2 separate regions of the Homo sapiens genome follow, and region 2 is linked to region 1. The links are chromatin contacts, found by Hi-C or POLR2A ChIA-PET in ENCODE. All regions are on one chromosome and are shown on one strand. The core of a region is the stretch at or near the end of the contact, and the rest is flanking DNA. Distances in the headings are between cores, read along the strand shown.

Region 1 (5,895 bases), core at 1,201-3,700:
ATGGCCTCTGCCCCTAACCACTGCTGCCAGGATCCGCCATCCCTACAAACAAGTTTATTCAGCTCAAAAAAGTTTTATAATCCAGCTTTGATATCTACTCCAGTGGGACCAGTCCCCCAGCCCTCACTCTGTGCGAAGGGAATGGTCATGGAGGAGGACTCCTTGGTCTGTAGAAATGGAACTGAGCTTAGTTAAGGCAAAGGCAGAAAAAGGTTCCAGCTGCCCTGGCAGGGTCCTGCCCATGGGGCTAATTCACCTGAGTCCCAGGCCCTCAGTTGCCTTGCATTTGTCATCTGGACTTATGAAAGCAAGAGAACAGGCCTGGTGGGGTGTCTCACACTTGTAATCCTAGCACTTTGGGAGGCGGAGGTGGGCAGATCACCTAAGGTCAGGAGTTCAAGACCAGCCTGGCCAACGTGGTGAAACCCCGTCTCTACTAAAATACAAAAATTATGGGCCAGGCACGGTGGCTCATGCCTGTAATCCCAGCACTGTGGGAGGCAGAGGCAGGTGGATCACCTGAGGTCAGGAGTTCGAGACCAGCCTGACCAACACAGAGAAACCCCATCTCTACTAAAAATAGAAAAATTAGCCCGGCATGGTGGCGCATGCCTGTGATCCCAGCTACTCAGAAGGCTGAGGCAGGAGAATCGCTTGAACCCGGGAGGTGGAGGGTACAGTGAGCCGAGATCACGCCATTGCACTCCAGCCTGGGCAACAAGAGTGAAACTCTGTCTCAAAATAATAATAATAAATAAATAAAATAAAATACAAAAATTAACCGGGCATGATGGCGGGTGCCTGTAATCCCAGCTACTCGGGAGGCTGAGACGGGAGAATCGCTTGAACCCAGGAGACAGTGGTTGCAGTGAACCGAGATCGCGCCACTGCACTCCGGCCTGGGTGGCTGAGCGAGACTCTGTCTCAAACAAAAAAAAAAGAAAAGAAAAAGAAAGCAGGAAAACAAAGACTCTAGTTAAAAGGGCTCAGGGGCCAGGCTAGGAAACCATACCATTCCTTCCCTCCAGAATGACCAAATCCTGTCACAATGTGCGTGCTTACACACATCCTTAAAGCACCTGTGGCCACCAGGTGACGCTGGTTCTCTGCGTTTCCTTTCTGGCTTCCCAGTTGAGGACACAAGGCAGGACTGGGAATCCAGAGACCCCTGACCAGGGAGTAGAGACCCAGGGATCTTCACCCTCCCTTTCCCCCAAAGCTTAGGAAGAAAAGTGAAGAATGAGACATTTATTATTCATGAGATATTCCTGTCTACTTGAGGTGGGGCTGGGGGAAGTAGCGGTGTGGGCACTGGGGTGGCACTGGGGATGGAATGTGAGTCATGCTGACCTTAATGCTCTGGCTGCATGTTGTCCCCTCCCTCCCCCAAGTCCATGGTTTGAGAGAACAAAGTAAAATCTGAAGATATTAAGGGCAGAAAGAACCACAGTTGGGGTGGACAGATTGATACCCTCACATGCAACACACTTCTAGGGTCCAGGAATCCTGACTCCTAATATGGAACATGCACTTTTGGTTGTCCTCCTTCCACGAAAGTCACAGGAGCCTAAACCAAATCAAGCTGGGGCTACTAAGGCAGGGGTCCAGGTAAACTGTTGGACCAATGAAGAACAACAGTTTATGGGTGTAGAGACAAAGGTTTCAGTCAAGGCTCTCTCATAGTTAGCTCTCGGAACTTGAGCAGATCTCTGGACCACTCTGGGGCTCAGATTTTATCATCTGTACAAAGCGGGGTGCGGGGTACACTCTTAACACGTGCCCAGTGCAGTTCCCTGTACATATATTATTTCATGTAATCCTCACAAAATTACCATGAAGTATCTATTATAATTTCTTTCTTACAAATGTGAAAACTGAAGCACAAATAGGTTAAGTAATTTGTCCAAGGCCGAATGCCTAGTACGTTGTAAGACCGTGATTTGAGGGCAGAGTCTCAAATCCGCCTTTCTAAAACTAGGATCAAGTGTCCAGATGATCCCTAACTGTCCTTCCTATTCAGACCTTCTAAGATTCTGAAAGTTGACAACTCTGAAGAGTTGTAAAAGGATTCACTTTACATGTCCTTAGAAGGCAAATCACAACGGTGTCAAGTAGAAAGGTGAAGCAATAGGGATTGAGGTTAGACCTCAGAAAGGACTTCCCAATTATCAGTCGCTGGGGGGAAAAAAAAAAAACTCAGGAGACACAGAAGGAAATCCTGGGGTCTAAGACCATAGAGGACAGATCTTAGCAAAAAAGCAGCCACCCGCCACGGCCCACACATCCACCCCAGCCCCTAATTTCAATAAGGGCTGAATGAGGGGAATGAAACTGAAGAAAAGCCAGGCTTTCTTGAGGCCTTCTCTCTCTTGCGGTTGTGCTTGGCGAGTGAGGCCATGCACTGGGTCCCTCGTGGTGCGTTGCTCATGCGTGTCTCGGGATGTGTGTGTGTTTGGAGGCCCTTTATGCTCACGAGTGTGAGTCACTGTCTGTCTCTCTTTGTCTCTTTATCTCTGTCAGTCTCTCGCCCGAGTCCGAGCTCTATCCCTGACTTTCTGACGCTATCTCTCACTGCCTCTCTTTGTCTCTTTCCATCTGTCCGTCTCTCCTGTAGGCTGTCTTCATCTCCTGTACCTCTGTTATCGCCTTTTTTTTTCTCCTAAGCTCGTCTCTCCAATCCCCGCTGCCGCGCTCCCCCCGCCCCCTCCCCAGTCGCCCGCCCGGGCTGTTCTTGCTCGTTCGCACGCTCTCTCTCTTTCGCTGTCTCTTACAGGCAGATTTATGGTCAGCCCAGGGCCTTTCATTGGCCAAGCGCTGACAGAACTTGATTTAACGCCGCCTCTCATTGGCTGAGCTTGACAGGCCGATTTACGAGTCACTCTACCATTGGCCAAACCACCTTGGCCCTGATTTATGGCTCAGCAGCCGCGGGGAGGGGGGTGCAGCTGCTAGGGAGTGAGGAGTGAGGATGCCCCTCCCCTCCCCTTCCCGCCGCGTCCCTCCTCCTCTCCCCCGCTTTTTTCCCCTCTTTCCCTCCCCTCAAGGAATGGCGCTCCCTCTACCTGTTCCTCAGGCCCCCTCCTCCCTTCTCTTTCGTCCACTGGGAGGGGAAACTGGGGTGTGGTGGTAACGGGAACTGAAGGGATGATGGGGTCTGAGGGTACACATGGGCCGAGGAGTCGAGTTTGAGGGGTGTGGATGGGGGCCGACAGGGAGAGCAGAGGAGACTGAACAGGGAGAGAGGATTCCGAGCTGAGGAACGAAGGGGAAACTGAGAGGGCAAAAGGATGACAGAAAGAAAGGAAGGTTGAGGAGAGAAGGAAGGCAGGGGAAGAGAGAGAGGGTTAAGGAGCTAAATGGGGGGTTGGGTAATTTGTCCAAGATCCGAGAAGAAAGAAGGAGAGATGAAGAGAAAGGACACATTTGAGGGGCCACACGGGCTGAAGCAGGGAAATCGGGCATCGAGAGAGGGACTTTTCAAATCTCACTATCCAGACTGAATAAGAGACGGAAATTTCCTTTTCACACAATGGCTCTGAAAAGGAAAAGCATTAGAGAAGCAAAGACAGAGAAAGGCGCAATAGGGAGGTGAGAGAGAGGGAGAAGCAGGAAAGGACAACTGGAAGGTAATAGCAAAGAAAAGAGAGAGGGAGAGCGACAGAGAACTAATGGGAAAGACCAGGAGGAAGGTAGGTTTTTGGTTTTTTGTTTGTTTTTAGGGGAGGGAGGAAAGGTGCCGTGAGAGAAGACTACTCCCCAACGGAAATATTGACAGAAAGGCTCCTCCTCCTCCCCTATGAAGACCCATTGGCGTCTGCAAGGGGACAGACGAGTCAGGCGCCTCCCCCAGGAGATATTCTGCTTCCTCAAGGCTGCAGTAAGCTCCCCATCCCATGCACCTCACTCCTCCCCTTGCCCACCTCCCCAGTTAAATTTATGAGTCCAGGGTGGCCTTCAGGAATTAGGAATATTTATGCTTCTTTGAGAGTGAGATTTAGAAGGTGATAAATAAGGGTCCACTGGGGGGTGCAGCTGGGGGCTCCTATTTTTAACATGGCCATTTTCCCAAGGCCCCACCCACACATTCCCTCTCCTCCTGAGCCAGAGAAGGAAGCACAGACGGAGGTGAGGAATGGGTTTCAGGTATCAGGAAGAGGGGTTGACTATCCTGTAGAGCCCCTCAGAGGACTGCAGAGCTTTGCAGCAGAAAGGATTGAAGGCAGATAGGGGAGGAACTTTCCAAGCATCCTGGCATTCGTATAGCCCCTAGTGTGCAGTTACAACATTTTTGCAGAAGGTGGGGAGAAGCCCATTTCCCCCCTGTCCCCTTAAGCTCAGTTGCTGAGGAATAGGGGAGATAAGCCAGAAAATTCAGAGGCAGATTTCTCTGGCCTGTCACCATCCTCACAGGAAAGGAAGATTTGAAATCCCCCACCTCCACAGACCACAGCCTGGATCCCTGGGAAAGGAGGCTAGGAATGTGGGGCTCAGGGCATCTCCTAGGAGTCTTGGCCTCCAACCTGCCCACCCTCACTGCTGCTGAGAATTAAAAACAGCCAATACTTCTTGACATCCCTTGCTCTGGGCCTCCAGGAAATTGAGAAGGGGTGGTGGATCTGCCTATGGATCCACATACCTTCTGCAGCCCTCAGCTCTAGAAGCCATGTGTCTGTGACCCCCCAACCCAGTGAAAGGGCTTGTTCTGGGTTTGGGTGGGTAGTGAACAAAGATGGAGGTCCATAATATAAGGGAGACCTAAGGAAAACAGAGCTGGGGAAGAGTCACACATCGCCCCCATCCCCCATGCCCTCCAACCGCTATGGCCTTAGCAAGGCTGGCCACAATGCACATGCGTACATACACTAGACTGCTGCCTGGAGTGGCAGGAGGGAGGGAAGGGTCTAGACTGGCCCTTTAAGAGCCACTTAGGGTCAGAAAGCTTGGGCTACAGAGAGGGGAAGGAGCTGATGTCAGAAGACGGATGGGCAGCAAGATGGGGATTGATGCTAATGGGGGAGTTAAAGCTAAGTACCCAGACACTCAGAGGGCAGAACTGCAGATCTGTCTTCCTTATGCTCACCCCCTCTCCAAACCAAGGCTGTAAATCTGCCTCTTCAACTGGGGGAAGGGGGACTGAGGAAAAAAGACATGCTCTCTTCTCCCCTTTCCTGTTTCTTCCTTACTTGGTGTGCCCACACCACCCCCCTCCACCCAATTCTTTTGTCCTCTCCCATTCTCTTGCAATCCACAACCCCTTCCCACTAAAATTTCCAATTTTGGGCTTTGCATCAGAAATTGACAGAATGGTTTCAGCTTGCAGAGGAGTTTAAGAGAGACCACAAGTTTTCCCTCACCAGACCCGGGTGGGAATGCTTGGTGGGATTGTGGTGAGAAACTGGTAGATTGGTAACTCCCAGATCCCTCAGTTTCTCATCCTTCCACTGTCTTCTCACTCGGAGGTAACTCTAGCAGCCGTCTTCCAGGACAATAGGGTAAAGGCAAGAAGCAGGAAGTTGGGTGCCAGGGGCTGGAAGGGGCATGAAAGATTCTGAGCTGGGTTTGTGGAGGCTTCTGACACACTGAGATTCTAGAGGGGCTGGTGGTGGGCTTCCAAGGGCAGCTAGAGAAGCTGCGGGAGCTGTCCACTGAAAGATATACAGTCTGGTTTCTCGGAAACTCCTGGATCATACTGTTCCCTCTCCTCAAGCACACACCCTGTCTGCTGAGTAGAGACAATTTCGGGCCAATAGTGTATTTACTGTAAAGGACCAGCTGCTCCTTGTACCTCTCAGGAGGGAGTTGGGGATCTTAGGGAAGAAGACTTTTTCAGAGGGGCTAGAGCTAGAATTAGCCCTTGGTAAATTTCATTTCTTTCTTCTTTCTTCAGGTGAGACT
Region 2 (5,895 bases), core at 637-3,136, 1.6 Mb before region 1:
AAAAAAGTTATATGAATGTGGTCTCTCTCTCAAAATATACTTTTTTTTGGCCAGTCATGGTGGCTCATGCCTATAATCCCAAAATTTTGGGAGGCCAAGGAAGGAGGATCACTTGACTCCAGGAGTTCAAGACCAGCTTGGGCAACATAGTGAGACTGTGTCTCTAGAAAAAAAAAAACAAATTAACTGGGCATGGTGGTGCCTGTCTGTAGTCTCAGCTACCGGGGTGGTGGGGAGAGGAGTGCTGAGATGAGAGGATGGCTTGAGTCCAGGAGGTCGAGACTGCAATGAATTATGATGGCGCCACCGTACTCCAGCCTGGGCAACAGGGCAAGACCTTGTCTCAAAAAAAAAAAAAGCCTGGGCGATGGAGCAAGTGTCGATCATGGCTCACTGAAGCTTCAACCTCTTGGGCTCAAGCCATCCTCCTGCCTTAGCCTCCCCAGCAGCTGGGACTACAAGTGTGTGTCACCAAGCCTGGCTAATTTTTCTGTAGACATGGGAGTCTATGTTGTCAGGGCTGGTCTTGAACTCCTGGCCTCTTGCTGCCTTAGCCCCCAAAGTGCTGGGATTACAGGCATGAGCCACTGTCCGGCTTCCCCTCCCCTCCCCCTGCCCCTGACAGGGTCTTGCTCTGCCCAGGCTGGAGTGCAGTGGCGTGATCTCAGCTCACTATAGCATCAAACTTCTGGGCTCAAGCCATCCTCCTGCCTCAACCTCCTGAGTAGCGGGGACCACAGGCGTGTGCCACCATGCATGGTCTTTTTTTTTTTTTTTTTGTAGAGATGAGGTCTTACTATGTTGCCCAGGCTGGTCTCAAACTCCTGGGTTCAAGTGATCCTTCAAACTTGGTCTCACAAAGTCCTGGGATTATTACAGGCATGAGCCACCACTCCCAGCCTCAAAATATCTTATTGTACTGTGTTCAACTATTTTCCAAGCGGTTGACCATAGCTAACTGAAACTCAGGAAAAGGAAACTTTGGATAAGGGGAGACTGCTGTAATAACATTGTCTTTGAAGGCTTTTCAGTCCCCAACTCTCCCTCCATTCACCCTAAAAAAAATTGAACCCAGCTGGGAACTGGACCCCAACCTAGGGTCCCGGACCACCTCAATCTTCTCTGTGCCACTGTAGTGAGCTCAGCAAATTGAGGAGTTAATGGCCAGAGTGTCAGGGGCAGGCTGGAGAAGGAAGGTAATTTTTCTGCTCTCTGCCCTGCAAGTTTCTTCCTCAAATTGCTGAACAGAGAGCACTGACCCAGCAGGGCCAAAGTGAGGAGGGGTGACAAATGTCTAAACTGCTGATGAGATGCTGGAGACCAATGTGCTGGGGTGGGTGGGTCGTGGGTAGGGAGGAAAGGAAACCTAGAGATGGGAATAGGAGCAGTCTTCACCTTGCCCCTGGGCCATGGGACCATTACTCTCTCTGCCACCTACCTCAATGCCAGCAGCCTGTTTGTACTAGACCAGAGCAGTGCAGGTAGGGCTGACTCGCAGGTGAACTCAGTGAGCCCAGAATCCCAGGTTTGGGAGGGACAGCCTTTTGCTGTAATACAGAAATGCCACCCGTTGGTGCAGGTGATGACCCCTCACTCCCCATGGGCACGTTAGGTAGGAACATACGTCCGGCATCCAGGCACAAAAGGGTCTTGCGGCAACACCCCGCGATCTCAAGAGCACCCAGACAGAAGGAGTGGAGGCAGGTACTGATAGTTTTGTTGCCCTTGAGGTTCGGAGCACAGCTGGACACCAAGGCCCCCTCCGCTGCCCAGCTCAGCAGCCCTTCCTCCCCAGCTTCTTTACCACCCCCAGTCTCCTTACCGGGTCCAGTGTCTTCAGCACTGCAATTTTACCAGCCCAGCTCTGCGAGTTCTCGAGAAGGGGCGGGGCCAGCGCCGTTATGTCCGGCTGCAGTAAGTGACCTCTCACTCCCCTCAGCTTATCCCTCAGCCATTGGCTGGAAGCGGGTGGCTCAACCATTGGCTGGAACCCGCCTCCTGGAGCCGAGACAGGCAGGTTGCTAAGAAGCCTGGGAGAAGAGGCTGGCTCTTTTTGCTGTCACTCTCGCCAACAGTCCGGAGTCCATTATACCCCTGGTGTGCAAAGAATGGGACCCTTGTGCACCAGGGCTGTATGTCCGGAGCTCGGGCAGTGTGGAAGGTGACAAGGAATCCAAAAGTTGGGCTGACAGGTGGGAGATTTTGAGACACCCCTGCCGCCCCTCCCTGGAGGAGGCCTCGGGATCCAGTCCGGTTTTCCCCGGCTGTGATCTCCACTTTAAACCCAGGGTAGACCTACCTCTATCTACTCTGTTGCAACTACAACTACCCTGTTTATCTTTTAGGGAAAGCAAAGTCAATCGCTTAGTTCTCGTATTCCAGGAATGATAACAGAAATGCCTAAAATAGTGGTTCCAAGAATTTGAGATTCCTTGGGCTAGTCGAATTTCTCCCCAAACAAAAATGAAACAACAACACTGAATAGCCGTCTTTTATTTTGCGTAGAAAAAAAAAATAATAATCGCCCCTTGGTGGCACACGCCTGTAGTCCCAGTACTCGGGAGGCTGAGGCGGGAGGATCGCTTAAGCCCAGGAGTTCGAGGTTGCACTGAGCCAAGATCGCGGCACTGCACTCCAGCCTGGACAACAGAGCAAGACCCCATCTCTTAAAAAACAAACTGCCCCTTAACAAGAGCAATGGCAGCTTAACACCCCGAAGTATGAAGGTTGTAGTCTCTTATCTCAAAGTAAGGGGCATAAATATAATACATTTCCTATTACCCTTTTGTCATTTGATGCAGGACAAAATTTATCAAACCTAGTCCCCCAATCTGGACAAATGTATCCATACACTGCCCTCTAGAGGCCGGACGGTGGAGCTGCAATTTTAATCAGTTTAAGTGAAGGTGTTCACCTTTAATTTTGAAAGATCATTTCCTTTCCTTTCGGCTCTCCAACTAGAGCTTTTACCAGGAATCAGGGAACGGGGGTGGGGGGTATTACCAAGAGATATAAGGTAAGGGAACCGACAGTGAAAAGTTGGCAAGTTGGCTTTGGCTCTTAAGTGTTTGGAAATGGAAAGGATTTCAATCTGTATACAATCAAATCACTGAAGAAGGCTAATGCCCAACCTATCCTACCAGTTGTTAAAAAAAAAATATATATATATATATATATGTATATATATATGGAGAGAGAGAGAGTGAGAGAGAGAGAGAGAGGGAGAAAGAGGGAGAGAGAGAGAAAGCGAGCTTCAACCTAAAAAAAAAAAAGTCTCAGCCAAAGGAAGATACAGAGAAGTCAGTTAGGGACTATCTAAAAGCCTCCTTCCTAATAGTGTCATCTACTTTTGTGTGACACACATACTTTACATAATTGACCTTAATCTTCAGCTTTTACTTTACAGATGAAGAAACGAGGCGGAAGGCACTAACTAACTTGATCAAGGCCACAGCTGGTTAAGTTGACAGAGACAGGCCTAGAATGTCAGATTTGTCTGGCACCAGTCCTCTTTCCTATCCACCTTCAGATTCTTTGGAATTTAAAGCCTACTGCAACCACACATAATCCTATTTCATTTCCCTTCCCTCGACCTTTAGACTGTGGTGGACTGAAGGGTTTGAAGTACACTAGGAGTCAAGAGCAGATCCAGAGGAAATTTTCCCGTTGAGGTGGAAGCTACAAGAAAACTAACTCAGTGATGTTTTTCAACCTTTGGGTCATGGACCCCTTTGAGAAACATATAGAAATGGATCCTAGAAATATGCACATACGGCCGGGCGCAGTGGCTCACGCCCGTAATCCCAGCACTTTGGGAGGCCAAGGTGGGTGGATCACGAGGTCAGGAGTTCAAGACCAGCCTGACCAACATGGTGAAACCCCGTCTCTACTAAAAATACAAAAATTAGCTGGGTGTGTTGGTGCGTGCCTGTAATCCTAGCTACTCAGGAGGCTGAGGCAGGAGAATCACTTGAACTCAGGAGGCGGAGATTGCTGTGAGCCAAGATCGTGCCACTGTACTCCAGGCTAGCGACAGAGACTCCGTCTCAATTAAAAAAAAAAAAAGAAATATGCACATACATTTTTGTATACTACTTCAAATAGCACCCCTCTCTCTAATCTGATCAGTGGGCCCAAAGATCCACAGACCATACCCTACACATATACATTCTGTTAAGAGGGCCTAAAAAGATATAATAGGGTTTGATTTGATGAACAATCTAGTGGCCTTAGAAGAGGGGTGATTAAATAGCAATAGAAGGGCTATTTTCTAAACTAGATGTTTAAGAAAAGATTAAAGGGAATAAAGATGTATCAAGATGCAGGGAAAGGTGTGTTTCTGATTCAGTAGAACATTACTGGGTATCCTTTCTTCCAAATTCCTAGTACCTGACAAATAGCAAAAATAATAATAATAATAACAATAAAATAAAAAAAAGCAACACTCCAATGCCCTTTTCTTTTTTTCCTTTTTTTACTTACATTAAATACATCGGTAAATCAGCAGTCGCATTCTGTTACCACGATTGTTATGTTGGGAGAGGAAGAAAGGCAAATGCTTTCTCAGAAGCAAAACAAAAACAAAAAACCACAACACCCCCCCTTAAAAAAACTGACCAGAAGAAAAAAATGAGCTGGGAAATAAACAAAAGAAAACTAAGATCCCCAAGCCCAACAGAGCTCAAAGGAAGGCAGAAGAGGTGGTAGGAAGTAGAGGGAAGGCAGCCGATAGGCCCAGAAGCTAAGGCCAAATCCTGTTCCTATGGGGGTGGGGGGAGGGAGAAGCCTGGGGAAGTGGTTTCCCAGGCCCAAGATAATGAAACATCTTCACTCCTGCTCCAAGGGGGAAAGCTGCACAGAGAAAGAACTTCATTTCTAGAAGACTTTGGAAAGCCATCCTAGTTCTTCCACTTGTAAAAAGGATGCACTGGGTGCTATGGGGGGCCAGTGGCTTCTGGGAAAGGAAGGGGGAAATGTGTGTGTTTCAGGGCCATGGGAACTAAGGCTGCCCCTGGAAAAGGAAGGGAATTGAGGCCTAAGTGGAAGAACCTAAGCTGGGTCCTTCAGAATCTCAGCTTCATAGATTTCTCAGCTGTTCTGGGATAGAAGGCAGTCTGCAAGCCAAAAGGGCAGGAAGGTTCCAATCCTAGGTCACTGTGACCTTTCCTTTCTTTCTTTCCCAAAACTCCGGGCTGGAACAAGGAACTTAAAGTTCTCTTTTGCCTTGATGGCTTCTCAGAGACATCTTAAAACACCTGATGAAGGATATGAAGAGAGACTAGAGATTTAGAAAGGACCAAGGTCCTCTGATAATATGAGCCAGTTGTAAGGTACCTTCAGTGCCGGTCATTCCCTCTCCACAGGAACAGGTGGTATGATACGAGGGCACCACAGGAGGCCTCTGTGGTACTAGCCCCTATTGGTACATGGATTAAACCACTGGTTGCATGATGGGGAGGGATGGGGGGATTAAGGATGGAGGGACTAAATTCAAGATATTAACAAAGGAACAAAGAAACAGGGCCTGATGGGAGGCAGAGGATAGAACAGACTGTACAGTGGGAATAAAGATCATACCTATTTACAAGGAAGTAGAAAAGACATGGTAATGGATATCAAATTGAGTGTGAAACCTGGGAAAGGACAGAAAACTCCTCCCTTTTGCCTGACCTCCTTTTTACTCCCCTACCTTGGCCTGTGCTATCCTGAGACACTCCTCAATTGCTCAATTAATTCTCCAGGAAAGGCAAACCTATAGTCAATAGTTAGCTTGGCAAGAATATAGGTTAATAATTAGAGTTGGAGGAAGCTAACAGTGGAGATAGGACTTGAGTAGCTGCCACTGGTAGTTTTATCTATAACCTCTCCTCGAACCTCGCATTAACCTCAGATTTC

What was found. A loop is a pair of places that touch in the nucleus more often than their neighbours do. ChIA-PET counts read pairs that join two places held with the same protein, here RNA polymerase II (POLR2A). Pooled maps may share reads with other maps.
Region 2: a loop to region 1 is called in a pooled map, with 5 times the contacts of the local background. The contact joins the promoter of SUOX here to the enhancer-like site in region 1. A Hi-C loop is called at or near these places in 1 of 50 pooled maps. POLR2A ChIA-PET finds 5 or more read pairs at or near these places in 2 of 52 experiments (A673 and WTC11).

The regions. Positions count from the first base shown.
Region 1 is chr12:54,356,231-54,362,125 of GRCh38, reverse strand. All of the region lies in intron 1 of GPR84-AS1 (GPR84, ZNF385A, ITGA5 and GTSF1 antisense RNA 1), which reads right to left. It also overlaps a transcript of GPR84 not described here. Among named protein-coding and RNA genes, the nearest start is that of GPR84, 5.3 kb to the left of the region's middle. RefSeq lists silencers at 2,500-2,679, 2,830-2,899, 2,910-3,149 and enhancers at 2,707-3,531, 3,532-4,356, 4,357-5,182. Within about 2 kb of position 2,450, at least 40 of the 41 ENCODE cell types and tissues checked have a DNase peak (open chromatin) inside an H3K27ac peak, as active enhancers do; they include A673, where a contact is called at or near this core.
Region 2 is chr12:55,993,267-55,999,161 of GRCh38, reverse strand. SUOX (sulfite oxidase) reads right to left here and starts at 1,886. Exons shown (of 5, transcript NM_001032386.2): 1 at 1,823-1,886; 2 at 1,439-1,547. It overlaps RAB5B (RAB5B, member RAS oncogene family), which reads right to left. Exons shown (of 6, transcript NM_002868.4): 6 at 2,479-5,895. RefSeq lists a silencer at 1,837-2,026 and an enhancer at 1,612-2,112.